Regions from separate parts of the Homo sapiens genome. Here all the other regions are linked to region 2. A link is a contact called in ENCODE Hi-C or POLR2A ChIA-PET data. All regions are on one chromosome and are shown on one strand. Each heading gives the region's core, a stretch centred on a gene start or an enhancer-like site at or near the end of the contact. The rest is flanking DNA. Distances are from core to core; before and after follow the strand shown.

Evidence for each region. Hi-C counts contacts between places; a loop is a spot of excess contacts on that map. ChIA-PET counts read pairs that join two places held with the same protein, here RNA polymerase II (POLR2A). Pooled maps may share reads with other maps.
Region 1: a map of natural killer cell shows a loop between it and region 2 (4-fold over the local background). The contact joins two enhancer-like sites. A Hi-C loop is called at or near these places in 1 of 168 maps with a recorded cell type or tissue (natural killer cell), 4 of 37 single-sample maps with no recorded cell type and 2 of 50 pooled maps. POLR2A ChIA-PET finds 5 or more read pairs at or near these places in 1 of 52 experiments (BJ).
Region 3: a map with no recorded cell type shows a loop between it and region 2 (7-fold over the local background). The contact joins two enhancer-like sites. A Hi-C loop is called at or near these places in 2 of 37 single-sample maps with no recorded cell type and 3 of 50 pooled maps. POLR2A ChIA-PET finds 5 or more read pairs at or near these places in 2 of 52 experiments (GM10248 and activated B cell).

What each region holds. Positions count from the first base shown.
Region 1 is chr18:44,836,981-44,841,089 of GRCh38, forward strand. The region is part of intron 2 of SETBP1 (SET binding protein 1); the gene reads left to right. Among named protein-coding and RNA genes, the nearest start is that of MIR4319, 130 kb to the right of the region's middle. RefSeq lists an enhancer at 2,489-2,638. Within about 2 kb of position 2,356, at least 20 of the 41 ENCODE cell types and tissues checked have a DNase peak (open chromatin) inside an H3K27ac peak, as active enhancers do.
Region 2 is chr18:45,103,481-45,108,010 of GRCh38, forward strand. All of the region lies in intron 3 of LOC105372091 (a long non-coding RNA gene), which reads right to left. Among named protein-coding and RNA genes, the nearest start is that of MIR4319, 140 kb to the left of the region's middle. RefSeq lists enhancers at 1-39, 120-189. Within about 2 kb of position 2,976, at least 4 of the 41 ENCODE cell types and tissues checked have a DNase peak (open chromatin) inside an H3K27ac peak, as active enhancers do.
Region 3 is chr18:44,707,225-44,711,615 of GRCh38, forward strand. All of the region lies in intron 2 of SETBP1 (SET binding protein 1), which reads left to right. Among named protein-coding and RNA genes, the nearest start is that of SETBP1, 29 kb to the left of the region's middle. Within about 2 kb of position 1,412, at least 9 of the 41 ENCODE cell types and tissues checked have a DNase peak (open chromatin) inside an H3K27ac peak, as active enhancers do.

The DNA.
Region 1 (4,109 bases), core at 1,106-3,605, 270 kb before region 2:
TTCTTTAAGAAACTTTTCATGCTAATGTTTTGAGTTGTTTGTACACTCCAGCCCTCACCAAGGATTGCAAAGGGCAGGAAGGGCTCTGCTCCATGGGCTAAGGACTTTGTTTGACATCTTCATAACCAGCAGTGCTGGTGGTCACCACACCACGTAAGAGCCAAGGATACAAGTCCCTGTTCAAGGTGGGCAGTCTTTGCTATGCACTCCTTTTTTCAGCTGACACTGTCCATATAAGGCAAGTAGAAAGTGTGAACTGAGCACAGAATAAGAGTGCTTCATTCTGGCTGGAGGAGGGTCAGTCAGGCTTCCTGGAGGAGGCTAGTCTTAGTCCCTGTATCAACACTCAATTATTTGCTAGTAAATTATCAACATTGTGATTTCATCTATAGCAAGCCTTTTTCTTTCTAAATCATTTATTTAAATACCTTTATAAATGTATGAAGTATGTTAAATGCATTAAAATAAATTTAATGAAATCGTTTTTATTTGATAACGGATACAGGACTATTGAATGTTCTAGTCCCGCAGAAACTAAGAATATATGCCCTTGTACATAGTCATCACATAAATGCTGTCTTTGCATCACATGGATGGGGTGGGAGAAAGGCTCAGCCTCAGCACACTGGAAAATGCAGGTGTTTTGCCTCAGCCTAAGAGGCGATGCGGTCCATTTGCTGCAGGAAGGAGCTGGGAGGGACACATGCATTCCTAGGATGAGCATGACAGCTGCCCAGCTCCTCCTGACTCAGGTCTTTAGAGGCATTTCATTATTTCTTGGAAAGTGTTGCAAGCCTTACATTTTCTGACCTATCCATATCAATTCCAGGGCATAGATATATACTAAAGGATGTTTTGATTATCTGTCGTTTCAGATTATCTGCCTTACAGTCGTGGGTGTATACAGAGACATATGCAAACACATCTCCTCTAGTCACACTAGAGGAATTCAGCTGAATTGCCCACCATTCTCTTGAACTGACTGGGTGGGCCATGTTTCCACAATTCTCAGGGCTCGTTCCCACTGTGGCTTGTTTTCTCTTGCTGACCCATGCTTGGTGGAGTCTCCCTCCTCCTTTCTGTAATGAAGATGATCCCAGGCTTAAGGATTCTTCTAAGTCCTTCAGCCTGGAGCAGCCCATGCCTGGCTCTGTCCTTTTGCTTCCTCAGTCACTTCTAAAACATTTTGTGAGCCACATTTAACACCCAGCTATATTCAGTTTAGCATTTTATTATCTACTCCATGTTATCCATCCTGTATTTCAGAGTAGGAGTCTCTTACTGCTTATCTACTCCTTTTGTATTGATGTTTAGTATTGAGCTGTATTCGCTTCACACCCTGCGCAGTGTCTTCTTATGGATGTGAATGACAGCCTTCAATATATGCCAGAACAGTGGAAGATTCTACCCTTTTTTGATCTGATACTTTAGCTTAGCCCTTACTGTAATTCATGACAGAATGGGAAGGAGCTGGGACACCATGAAGATGCTCTTTATCCAGATACTGGGAACATCTGGGTCCCTTGCTGCAGTTGTACATCTGTCACCTGGCCAAAGCTAGGTAGCCCTTGGGGTGTGAAGGTGACAAATGCTTATGACAGGTGTACCATTTACATCATTCCTTACTAGGACAGTTTACTCCAAGGCCCTGCTTATTGCCGCTAAGAGAAAAGTGCTTCAGCCCCAGTTCATCCCTTCTCCAACCAATGGGGTATGGGGTGGGCTGGATAGAAACTGTCTTCTCAGCTCTTTCTTGAATGCACGTGAGCAAATCAACCCTTTTAATTACTTACGTTCTGAATCTCATTGCTCACTTTTTCGGAAAACAGGAACACCCAGAATGACCCCCTCAGCCCCACCCCACACTACACCTTAATAACGTAATGCCTGGAGCTGACAGTTGTTGTGGCATGCAGGAGCCATGCAGAGACAGATGTGACAAAGATGAACTGATCCCATTTTTAAGAGAATGAAATAAGCTCTTTAAAACTAATAATCAGGCTCTCTCTCAGGCTGATACACACTCAACTGTCGGTTTGAAGGATGAGACCCTGATGTGACTTCTCAGCAATGAATGATTCTCTTAATATCTTAAAAAAAAAAAAAACCCAGCCTTCTCATTGCTTCTTTCTAAAGAATTAACTATTACAGGATAGACAGATGAGAGACCTGGGAAGCACTGCTTCTGGAGGGCCTGAAATGCTCAGCTGGCAGTGTCTTAAACAGTTTACGAGTGTAGATGAACCCCAGAAATTGTGCTCCTTGGTGGGATCAGGGTGAAGAGCCACCAGGGAAGTAGCAGACATTCTGCCAAAATAGAAAGTCTAATCTGTTTCTCCACTTCCGTCACCCCGGGGGATGGGCAGACTGGTGTGTGAATGGGGAAGGAAGAAGAATGAGTCAGCATGCTAGGCAAACCTGGGTGTTGCTGCTGCTGCTGCTGCTGCTGCTGCGAGGCTGCCCTTAGCCCGCACTGGCTCTTTGAGCATCTCCGGACTCTCAGCTATTGTTACAGATGTGATGGAGAACCATGGGACGTGCCCTCTGCTATGAATCTTCCATTCTCTTGGCAGTCCAGTTGTATACTGTGCAGAATGAGCTGCCAGCACTGGAAATAACACCAAGGTTGAGGTAAATGTGCAGTATTACAAAGTGTCCAGACTACTTAGGCTCTAACAGCATAACAACAGGTAGAGGACCAAAGAGGGGCATCCAGATAAGTGGAGGTCTGAGATGAAAGATAGATGGGATAAGCATTCTCCTTCCCTGTATGGGTTTTAAGGGTACCTGTGTACAGTAAGCACAGGATAAACATTTGTGGAATGAATAGATGGACAGATAAAGGAGGACTCAGACTTGATATTTGCTGAATGCCCAGTAATAGTACAGAGGGATGTGATTGCACCTCCTTAGGAAGAGCAGGTGGAGAACAATCATATTGATATGTAATTTTTGATAGCAGCAGGAGCAGGAAAACGTAAGAAGGAGGTCATTCTGAGAACAAGTTGTCTTCTTGATCCACATTGCTTTTTATTTTATTTGACTTATGCATTTAGTGTTTATTGTTTCCCCAGAAGAGGCCTGTGCATGGTCGAATTCTCTCCATGGCTGTTCATGATTTAGGGACAGAGCACCCTGCACCCTGCCATGTGTACACTTCTCTTTATGAGGCTTACAACGTTTATTGTCTCATTCCTCCATTTGGCAAGGTCAACATGGCAAATATATAATTTCCATCTTTAACAGATGTGGACCCTGAGTTGGAGACATGAACTGACTTGTTTAGTTTCTCGCAGCCAATGAGCCAGCATGCCTTTTGGCTCAAATTCACCAGCATGACTACCCTTGCTAGATCCCAGCAGTGACATGGCGCTACCTCTGCAAGGGGCTCATGCTTAGTGGCATAGCACACCTCTTTTGCAAAAGGACTCTGCTAAGCCAAGCATGGCCCACTTTTAACTCTCTTCATGCAGTGGGATAAGGGAATTGATCAATTGCCAGCTCACCTCAGGTCTGGGCTGTTTTCCTATTTCTCAAGATTCATCCTTATGGTAATGACATTTTACATCTTAAAATACACTTCTTTGTCTTGGGCCAGATTTCACCAGCTGGAGTAAAGAAACTGTCTTTGGCTCTCCTGGACAGTGTCCAGGCATCTGGAGTAATGAGAGGGAGATGGGAATGAAGAAATGGTCCAACTCTCACGTTCCCAGTTCCTGAAACTGCCAAGGGTTTTGTAAAATTGTAAGAAGTATTTTAGAACACAAAAAACCCATCTAGTTCATTGGTACTCAATTCTGGCAGTACCTTTAGAATCACCTGGAGAGCTTTTTAGAAATGTCAATGCTGGGGCCTCCCCATGCCCAGGGACTCACTTTCAATTGGTCTGGAATAGGTCCTGAGTATTAAATGCTTTTAATAGCTTCTAAGTGATTCTAATATGTAGCCAGGGTTGGAAACTTATGATTTGTTCATCCTTAACATAAAAGTAAGGAAACTGATACCTAGAGAGTTTAAGTTAATCACCCTGTATTAGCTATCTATTGCTGCATTAAAATTACCCTAAAACTTAGTAGCTTAAAACGATAAGCATTTATTACTTCTCAGAT
Region 2 (4,530 bases), core at 1,726-4,225:
AACCAATTAGGTCAGGGGCCAATCTTTACTAGGCCCAGGCTGTGGTGCCGGGCTGTCTGCCTGTGGGTTTCATTTCTGCCTTTTAGTTTTTACTTCCTTTTTTTCTTTGGGGGCAGAAATTGGGCATAAGACAATATGAGGGGTGGTCTCCTCCTTATCTCCTGTGCCTTTTCAGCTTCAGGAAGACACAGTGGAAAAGTGGAATGAGTTTAGGCTTCGATATAGATGCAAGGTCCTGGCTTTAAAGCCTTCTCTACCTGTGGGACTTGGGCCAGTTGTTGAACCTCTCCATTTCTTGTGTCTAAAATTCAGACTGTAGTGTGTCCTCTAGTGTGTCCTCACAGAGTGGGGAAGTATGAATTAAGCTGGCTCAGGTAATGCTCCAGTGCTGGTGTCCAGGTTGTAGTAAGCTCTCAAAAGGTTTTGCCCCCTCACTACCTTGAACACCTGCCCAGATGCTCTGTAAATGCTCACTGAACTGAATCTAGTCACATGAAACTTCACAGTACATTTCTGTATCTCTTCCTTATTGAGGTGGCTGCTTGTGTCTTCATATCTTCAAGATGCATTTACTGCCAAAGAGCTTGGGAGGCCAACTCTTAGAGGCTCATTGCATTAGAATGAAAAAAGCACAAGAGGCTGATTGTCCCCCAAGGAGAAACAGGCAAGATACTGAAGGAAAGGGAGACTGCTGCTCTTCTAGGAGTTCAATGAGAAACAGTCATTAGAGCCACAGCCTGCTGTGCAGAAAACAGGCTGTAGTGAGAGAGCATTTTGGATTCACTGACCCGAAGTTCATGCTTCCTGTCTATCTGCTGCATTCTTATATTACCTTAACAAATGTCAGCCTAGCTGTTGAAGGTACAAATGGTACACTGCAAAGAATGCACTGAACATGTTTTGAGCTCAATGTTGATGCCTCCAAAAGGGCAGGGTGGGAAGGAAATGACCAGGGCCAAAGAGGCTAAAGGGTGCCCTGTTGCAAATTGGCCAATTGAGAGTTGTTTGCTGGGACATGCATTCTGGTGCACGCTGGTGGTGCACTGGTAGTCTGTATAGCTCCTGTTGCGTCTAGTCCATGAGCTCTTTAGCCCAAATGCACTCAGATGCTCACAACAGGCTTTTAAATAGCACTTGCTGGATGAATGGCAAGTGTGTCTTTGCAGTCTCCTGCAGGATTAATTAGCAGTTTCCTGGACTTTGGTAGGATGTCCTTAATGCTCAGCAACAATCCAGCACAAATCAAAAACCTGTGTAATGGTCATTACCGTTAGAACTCAATACCAGGAATCCTCACCTTTTGTTATGAACTATTTAACTCCCTCTGCCTCTAAGAAAAAGCACATTTTTGAAATTAAAGCTGCATTTACACCCTTAGAGAAAGGTGTTTTGTTTTAGCTTGAATACTGAAAACTACTCAGTCCCTCAGGCTAATGTGAACATGATCCCCTTGTTAGTCTTTTGCTTTTCCCATGTAATACAAATGTCAAAGTCCTCAATACCAATACAAATTCCCTGCTCTTGAAAAAGACTGGTAAAAAAGGATAAAGATGTGGATGAAGAAGAGGATCTGGCCTCTCCAGGGGGACTAAGCAGAATTCATAAGAATGCCAAACTTTTCAACTGAGGCTTTAATCATTATCCATCCATCCACCCATGCATTTAACATCTATGGGACATCTACTATGCCAGAAACTGTGCTTTGGATAAAGGATGAAGAAACCACAGCCTGTGTCTTCAAGCTTCTAGTTATGAGCATCCACCAAGAAGTTACCATAGGTGATCTTGTCAGATGGCAAGAAGCCATCTGAATTCAGAGCAAGGAATTAGGGATGAAACCAGAGAAGGCCTGAGTAGTCATGGATACAAGAACATCTATCTCCCTCAATACTTTTGTGAAATTACCAGTTTTCTGAGTCTTTTCCCTTTACTTGTAATAACACTAGTCAAAGGTTGATTGCCTGATTTATTCCTTTTGGTTCCTTCCTCTGAAGGTAAGGATTCTGCTTAAGGAATGTCTAGCAATTAGTAAATACCTACAGCATAGGACTCATGTCTTCTAGAATGCCAAGCTTATTGCTAAATACATGTATAACTAATAGGTGCCTGTCTGGCCTGTTGTAGCTTTGGTATAATCTTCACTAGGTTCCATGAATACTGAGTAAGAACAGGACACTGGCAAAAATGGCAGTCATTTCTTTACTGCTGTTTCTTCTTCATTCACACCACCTTCTAGAGAACCTCCTCTTTGAAATGTAACCCCAAGTACCAGAAGCTCCCCAAGCCATGCCATGGCTAACTACACCAGATGAAGCTCAGGAAATCCATGTCTCTTTTCAGAATTAAAAAGGAACTCCTAGATTAAGTAGATTAAATTAATGAGTGTCAGTGCTTTAACTAGAAACCTATATAGATTCAAAGGGTGTGGCCACTTTTGGGTACTGCTCTGATTTACGTGATGAGTGCACGAGTAGAGAAGCTCATCTGTGACAGAAAAATGAAGCAGAGATGAGAAATTCTTAGTATCTCCCAACTCTGCAGGTCCTATGATACCCCATTATGTAGCCATTGGGTTCTATGAGTTATATATTTACATGTATAACTTCTTTCTAATATTTAAACTAGTTTGAATAGACTTTTAGTGCTCATAACCAAAGGATAGCTGACTAAGGAGAATAAAGGTCTAGGTTCTTACTAGGAATTTATCAGGATAAAAGGCTAGATACAGAAGGAATATGGACTGTGGAGGTCAGAAAGCACCAGTCTGTGATAATCCAATAATCTTACAGAAATAGGAGAAGAAAGATATCAAACCAACATCAACTTTTGCCTGTTTTAGATTAAAAAAAAATCTGAAGCATTTGGTCTGTTTCTGCTTTCCTGATGATCTATCTGATGTGAAAATCTTGCATTGTCTTTATCTACAGCTGTTCCAGCTAGTTGGTATGGAGACATTGTGGCTTTACCACTGCAGCAGCACTGCCCAGTAGAACTTCCTGTGATGACAAAAATGTTCTATATCTGTCCAACACAAAAGCCACAAGTCACATGTGGCTGTGGAGCACTTGCAATGTGACTAGTGTGACTAAGAAACTGAAAATTTAATTTATTTTTAATTAACATAAATGTAAATAGAAAGAGTCACATGTGGCACTCTCGTAGCTACTGTATTGGCTAGAGTGGCTCTAGTATATGCTGCCAAATCCCACAACTGTTATCTCAGTGCTACAACCCACTTCAACAGCCGCCCAGCAGTTCCTCTCTTCTCTCTGTTGTTTCATTATATGGCCAGTCTTCACAAAGCTATGGGAGAGATCTTCAAAAATACAAATCAGCTTAGGAAACCCTCCTGTTGATATCCCTCCTGTGATTTATCTTTACATTTGTAATAAAATCTAAACTTCTCCTGCAGCCTGAAGGTCCTACCTGATCTGACGCTTGCCTACCTATTTCGCTGTATCTTCTTCCAATCCTCCTACCACTCTGTCCCATATTCACCACACTCCAGCCTCACTGGCCTTCCTTCTGTGCCCTGGACACACAAAGGACACCATCAGCTCAGGACTTTGATTTCGTCTCTTTTAAACTTAGAATATTTTCTCCCAGATCTCGCTGTAGCTGGCTGTTCCTTGTCATTTAGATCTCAGTTTGTGTATCAGTTTCTAAGATAATTCTTTCCTGGCCACCCTGCCTAAAGCAGCTTCCACAATGGGTCCTTCTTCTTAAAATGTATTTATTTTCGTTCTGTTTCATTTTCTTCATAGGACTTAGCACTTTCTGAAATCATCTCATGTATATCTATCATATTATATCATATTATATCTTTATCCACTTACCCATCTACTCATCTATATTCATCCATCCATCCATCCATCCGTCTTCTAGTGCTCATAACCAAAGGATAGCTGACTAACATAAGGAGAATAAAGGTCTAGATTCTTATTTTTTATCATCCATCTTATCTTTTACCATCTACCTTTTACCTCTGTATCCCTTCACAAAAAGGTAAGCCCATAACAAAAGAGGATTGGTTTGACTTAGTCACTATTGTAGCCTAAGAGCCTGGAACACTGCCTGGAATGCAGTAAGTGCGCAACAAATATTTTCTGATAGATAGACTGACTCACTGAATAACTACTTATTCATAGTTTGGAACCCTTGGCTGAGGCTCTTGCAAGGACTCCTTCTCACACAGCACTGGATCCACCAGAAAGGTACTGATATGTCAAAAACTGAGCTCTGACCTTTCCCCAAAAACTGACTCCTCTGCAGTTCTCTCTGTCTTGATTAGTGATAGCACCATTCTGGTACTGATTCATGCCAAATACCTCAGTGTCATCACTGACTCCTCACTTTCTCTTACCCCACATCCTATCCATCAGCAACTTTTGGCTTAGATGACCACTTCTGACTACCTGCACTGCTACCGTCTCACCTAAACCACTAAAATCCCTTCATCTCGTGCCTACATTATGGTAGAGCTCTCTTAACTTCTCCTACTCCTAACCTTGGACTCTTCATTCTAGCTTC
Region 3 (4,391 bases), core at 162-2,661, 400 kb before region 2:
GAGGATCACTAGAGTGTTTTTTCCATACTTTCTCATATAGCTGGGGTGGCACAAGCATAATCTGCCACATTTTCCCTAATTCTAAGTTTTCCATGGTTTTGAGAGAGTGTTCAAAGCTCACTAGTTAAAGCCCTATTTTTTTATTCATTGTACTTACAAATTTTATTTGCTTTTGACAAAAATACAACTTCTATTTCATTTCTTTGGATTTAATTTTTCCTCCTCTCCAGTTCTATTGGGAGATCTTATTTCCTCCTGTTGCAAGGACTTCAACCTTATACCCATCAGGTGCCTGCCATGGTCCTAGAAGCACATTCAGGATTTGTCTTGGTCTAGACCGTCATCATATGCCTAGGGAAAGACTCTTGTATTCCGTCCTGAGCATTCACAATCTGCTTTTGAGAAGCCAAATAAATCATGCACTTATTTCCTCCTTACACAAAGAGCAAACACACAAAGTATGGATAGGAAAAAAGTTTCTTAGGTGTTGTTGATGGGAAGAGAGGTTGGCATTAGATTGCAGAGAGCAATGAATGTCAAATAAACGAGTTTGGATTTAATTCTGTAAGTAGCAGGGGTGCTCACAGGGCTTTGAATCAGGGAGAAGGAACGGTTGCAGGGGTGCTGGGGAACTTGCTGAGAGTGACTCTGTGTAGAGGAGCTTAAAATGGGAGACATGAAAGGGGAGCCTTTTGGTAACACAGTTTTCAGCAAGGAGAGATTGGTCTAGGGTTCTTCCCTTTTCCTGGCATGTCCTGAGAAGCACATTTCTCTCTTGACCTTTAATGGTTGTAGCAATTTCGTTTACACGTGGGTGAGGAGGGGTCTATGAGAGGAGGTGTTTGGCAGAGGGTGAGGGGTGGCTTGCTTTGCCAAGGGTGCAGGTTGCCTAACCTCTGGCTGCTGCACCCATGGTTTTCTTCTCCTCCACACAAGTGGGTGGCTCAGAGAGCCTTCTACCCTCCTGGTGGTTCAAGTGTCCTTCCCTTGCCATCCTATTTTGTCAGCACTTTCTCTGGTCACTCCCAAGTGTACTGCTTTACAGAAGACTTGGCCTCTCTTCTTCTGGGGGTGGGAATGTGGTGTTTCAAACTCCTGGGAGTATGAGCTTCTTCCTCCACAACACCCTCATCCTGACTTGGAGATGAGGTCTCCATAGCATTTCTACACAAGAGGTTGAATTTCCCCTCTTGTTTCATTTTAGTTTTTGTCTCCTGAGATTTAAAAACATTTTTAAGTACCACATTTCTATGTATTCATTAGAATGCCTGGAAATTTTGTTTCCTGATAGATTTCTCTCTGATTATGTTGTAGCTAAAGCAGCAGGGAAGGTGGGGAACGACCTTTTCTGCAGGGCAGCAGGGAGCATTGGACATGTCAGCTGAAAGTGTGAGGGAAAGAACCTTGGCCTTGGAGATGGGGAGCCCTGGGCACCGGCTCTGCCTCTGTGACTCACAATCACATTCGGCCAGCATACTTTACCTCCCTGCTTCTCAGCTTCTACATGTTCAAAAAAAAGAAAAGAAAAGAAAAGAAAAGAAAAAGATGAAGAAGAAAAACAAAGCAGCATTTTCCCTCTGAGGTCTTGTTTCTGTTCTATAATCTAGAAACTTTAAGGGCCATTCTGTTTCATCAGCAGGGCAAGTGTTTCTCTTTAAGAACGCTCATTACTATAAACAGATTTTTGACCTCTGTTTGGACCCACTGTTCCGTCATCAAATTGTTTCCTTTTAGCCCGAAATGTCAAAAGATCTAAAATCATGGGAGCAAGGGTCAGAGTTGAGCTTAAAATGTGGTGATTTACCAAACTCGTGTTCCGTAAATATATTTTGGGAATATTTGGTTATCCCTCAACCCCGTCTTCTATTTTTCTCTTTTTTTCTTCCTGTGTTTGGGATTCTCTGGGGGTTTAAAACATGTAGCTTGGCTGTTTCCTCCTGGTTTGGTGTTCTCTTGTTTGTTTTTTTCTCTTTGGACCCCCCCAAGGAAGGTTTTTTGGTGAATTCTATGCCATTGAAAATGCATCTGGCAGAGTAACCAGCAAAAACTGTGTTCTGTTCAGACAGAAAGTCATTTATTCTCTGAAGCATGGCTGGTGTGCTCTGTATGTGAAATTCTAGATGAGGAGTACAGGGTCTATTAGAAAGAGCCTCCACTCTGGAAGTGGATTAGAACTCAGATACCCTGATTCCAGGAACATGGTCTCTCTGCCTCTGGACAGAGACAGCCTGCATAATCTTAGGCAAGACTTAACCTCTTGAAACGTTTCCTGACAGTTGGAAAATCAGGGATAACAGCAGCCCCTCCTTGTTGATGTCACTGTGGTGAGGTTGAAGTTGTCCGTTGGACACTTAGGACAGCCCTTTGCTTAGTATGTCCTGCTCTCATTGCTGTTTGGCATCTCTCCCTGCGGACCATCCATAGGAGCTTCCTTAGTTGAGGCACAGAGTGGGCACACAGTGATCTGCAGTGGTGCTGGGCACTTGGGAGGCCTGGGCTGTGTTGAATTATGTTAGCTGGGGGGCAGCACCAGTGCCTGATGTCTGATGCCTGGAGAAACTTCTATTAGTTGAGCATATCACTAATGATTTTTTTTTTTTTTTTTTTTGGTGTTGGTGGTAGGAATTGCTATACGGATTTATTTAGAGATAGTTCAAAGGTCTTTTATCTCTGTGGTCATTTATCTGCCAAACCGGGATTACTGCTGAGCACAAAGGATGACTCAAAATGAAAGTTTCAAAGCAGTGTCAAAGGAACCATCAAGTGGGGTTCAGCTGGCGGCTGCTACTCTTCCAGCATTTGCAAAGTCGGCCCCTCTTCCTCATCGTTGCAATTTTACATCCTCAAAAAGTCCTCTCATTGCTACATTGCTAGTTGACCCGCAGTTATATTTCCTTTTTTTCTTTTTAATAAAAGGCAAGAGAAACAATCCGTTTTTGCCTTTTCCTACCACATCTTTGACTTTTCTGATTCCTGCAAGTTTAAGTTAAAAACATCCTACCTTCAAGCTACAAAATGCAGCACATCCCAGGACATCCCTCACCTGCTTTGCTTGTTTATTAGACACAAGTGGCTTTGTTCAGAAAGTTACTGGGAACCGCTAAGGATAGTCAAGGTGGAGAACACAGGGTGGGGTCTCAGAGTCTGAGGCCTTGGTTCAGGTTCCTGATAACATTAAATATAGAAAATACACAGCACAAGGCCTTGAAGCCATGCATTTTAGGAGTTTTTTTTTTTTTTTTTTTGAGATGGAGTCTCATTCTGTCACCCAGGCTGGAGTTCAATGGCAGGTTTTTGGCTCACTACAATTTCTGCCTTCCAGGTTGAAGCAATTCTCCTGCCTCAGCCTCCCAAGTAGCTGGGACTACAGGCCCATGCCACCACATGCGGCTAACTTTTGTATTTTTAGTAGAGACGAGGTTTCACTATGTTGGCCAGGCTGGGCTCGAACTCCTGACCTCGTGATCTGCCCACCTCAGCCTCCCAAAGTACTGGGATTACAGGAGTGAATGACCGCACCCAGCCAGGAAGTTTCTAATATCTGCAATAAACTAAAAATTTGTGTTATACTTTGCACACAGCCAAACTGTTTTGGGGAAAGTGTTTCAACAGCATGGTCCTCAGAGTGACTTGACTTGGAAGGTTGGCACTAAGGCTCTGATCACTCCCCTATGGAGCCATCAGTGGCCAGAGGAAGAGGCTGCCAGAGAGGAGGGCAGGAGTTAAGTAGACCCAGGTCCTCAAGAGGCATACAGACAGACACAACATGCAAACACCTTCACTGATTTTTAGCCACGCCACGTCGTATGAAGTCTGCCTGAGGCTGAATTATATATTAACTGGTGGATCAGTGAGCCCCCGCTGCTGGGGGAGTGCAAGCTGAGGCCGCCATCTGAGTGCGTTGAACAGGAACACCCAGAGCCCTATATTGCAAGAGGTTTGAACTATGCAACTTTTTTCTCTTTTCTTTTCTTTCCCACCCTCCCTCCATCCCTCGCCCATTCCTCCCTCCCTCCCCTACTCCTCCCGCCTCCCTCCCTCTCTCCCTCCCTCCTGATTGTTTCTGCTGCTTGGCTCTGGCTGTGGGTAAACTCCAGCACTGCAGCTTCATCTGGGAGACCCACAGCTCGTTTGCTTCCTTCCTTCCTTCCTTCCTTCCTTCTTTTCCTTCCTCTCTCCCTTCCTCCCTCCCTCCCTTTCTCCCTTCCTTCCTCCCTTCCTTCCTTTCTTCCTCTCCTTCCTTCCTTCCTTTCTCCCTCCCTCCCTCCTTCCCTCTCTCCCTTTCTTTCTTTCTTTGTTGCTTTTTTTTTTCTTTTTTTAAAACAGGGTCTTGCTCTGTTGCCCAGGCTGGAGTGCAGTTGTACAACCATAGCTTACTGCAGCCTCAAACT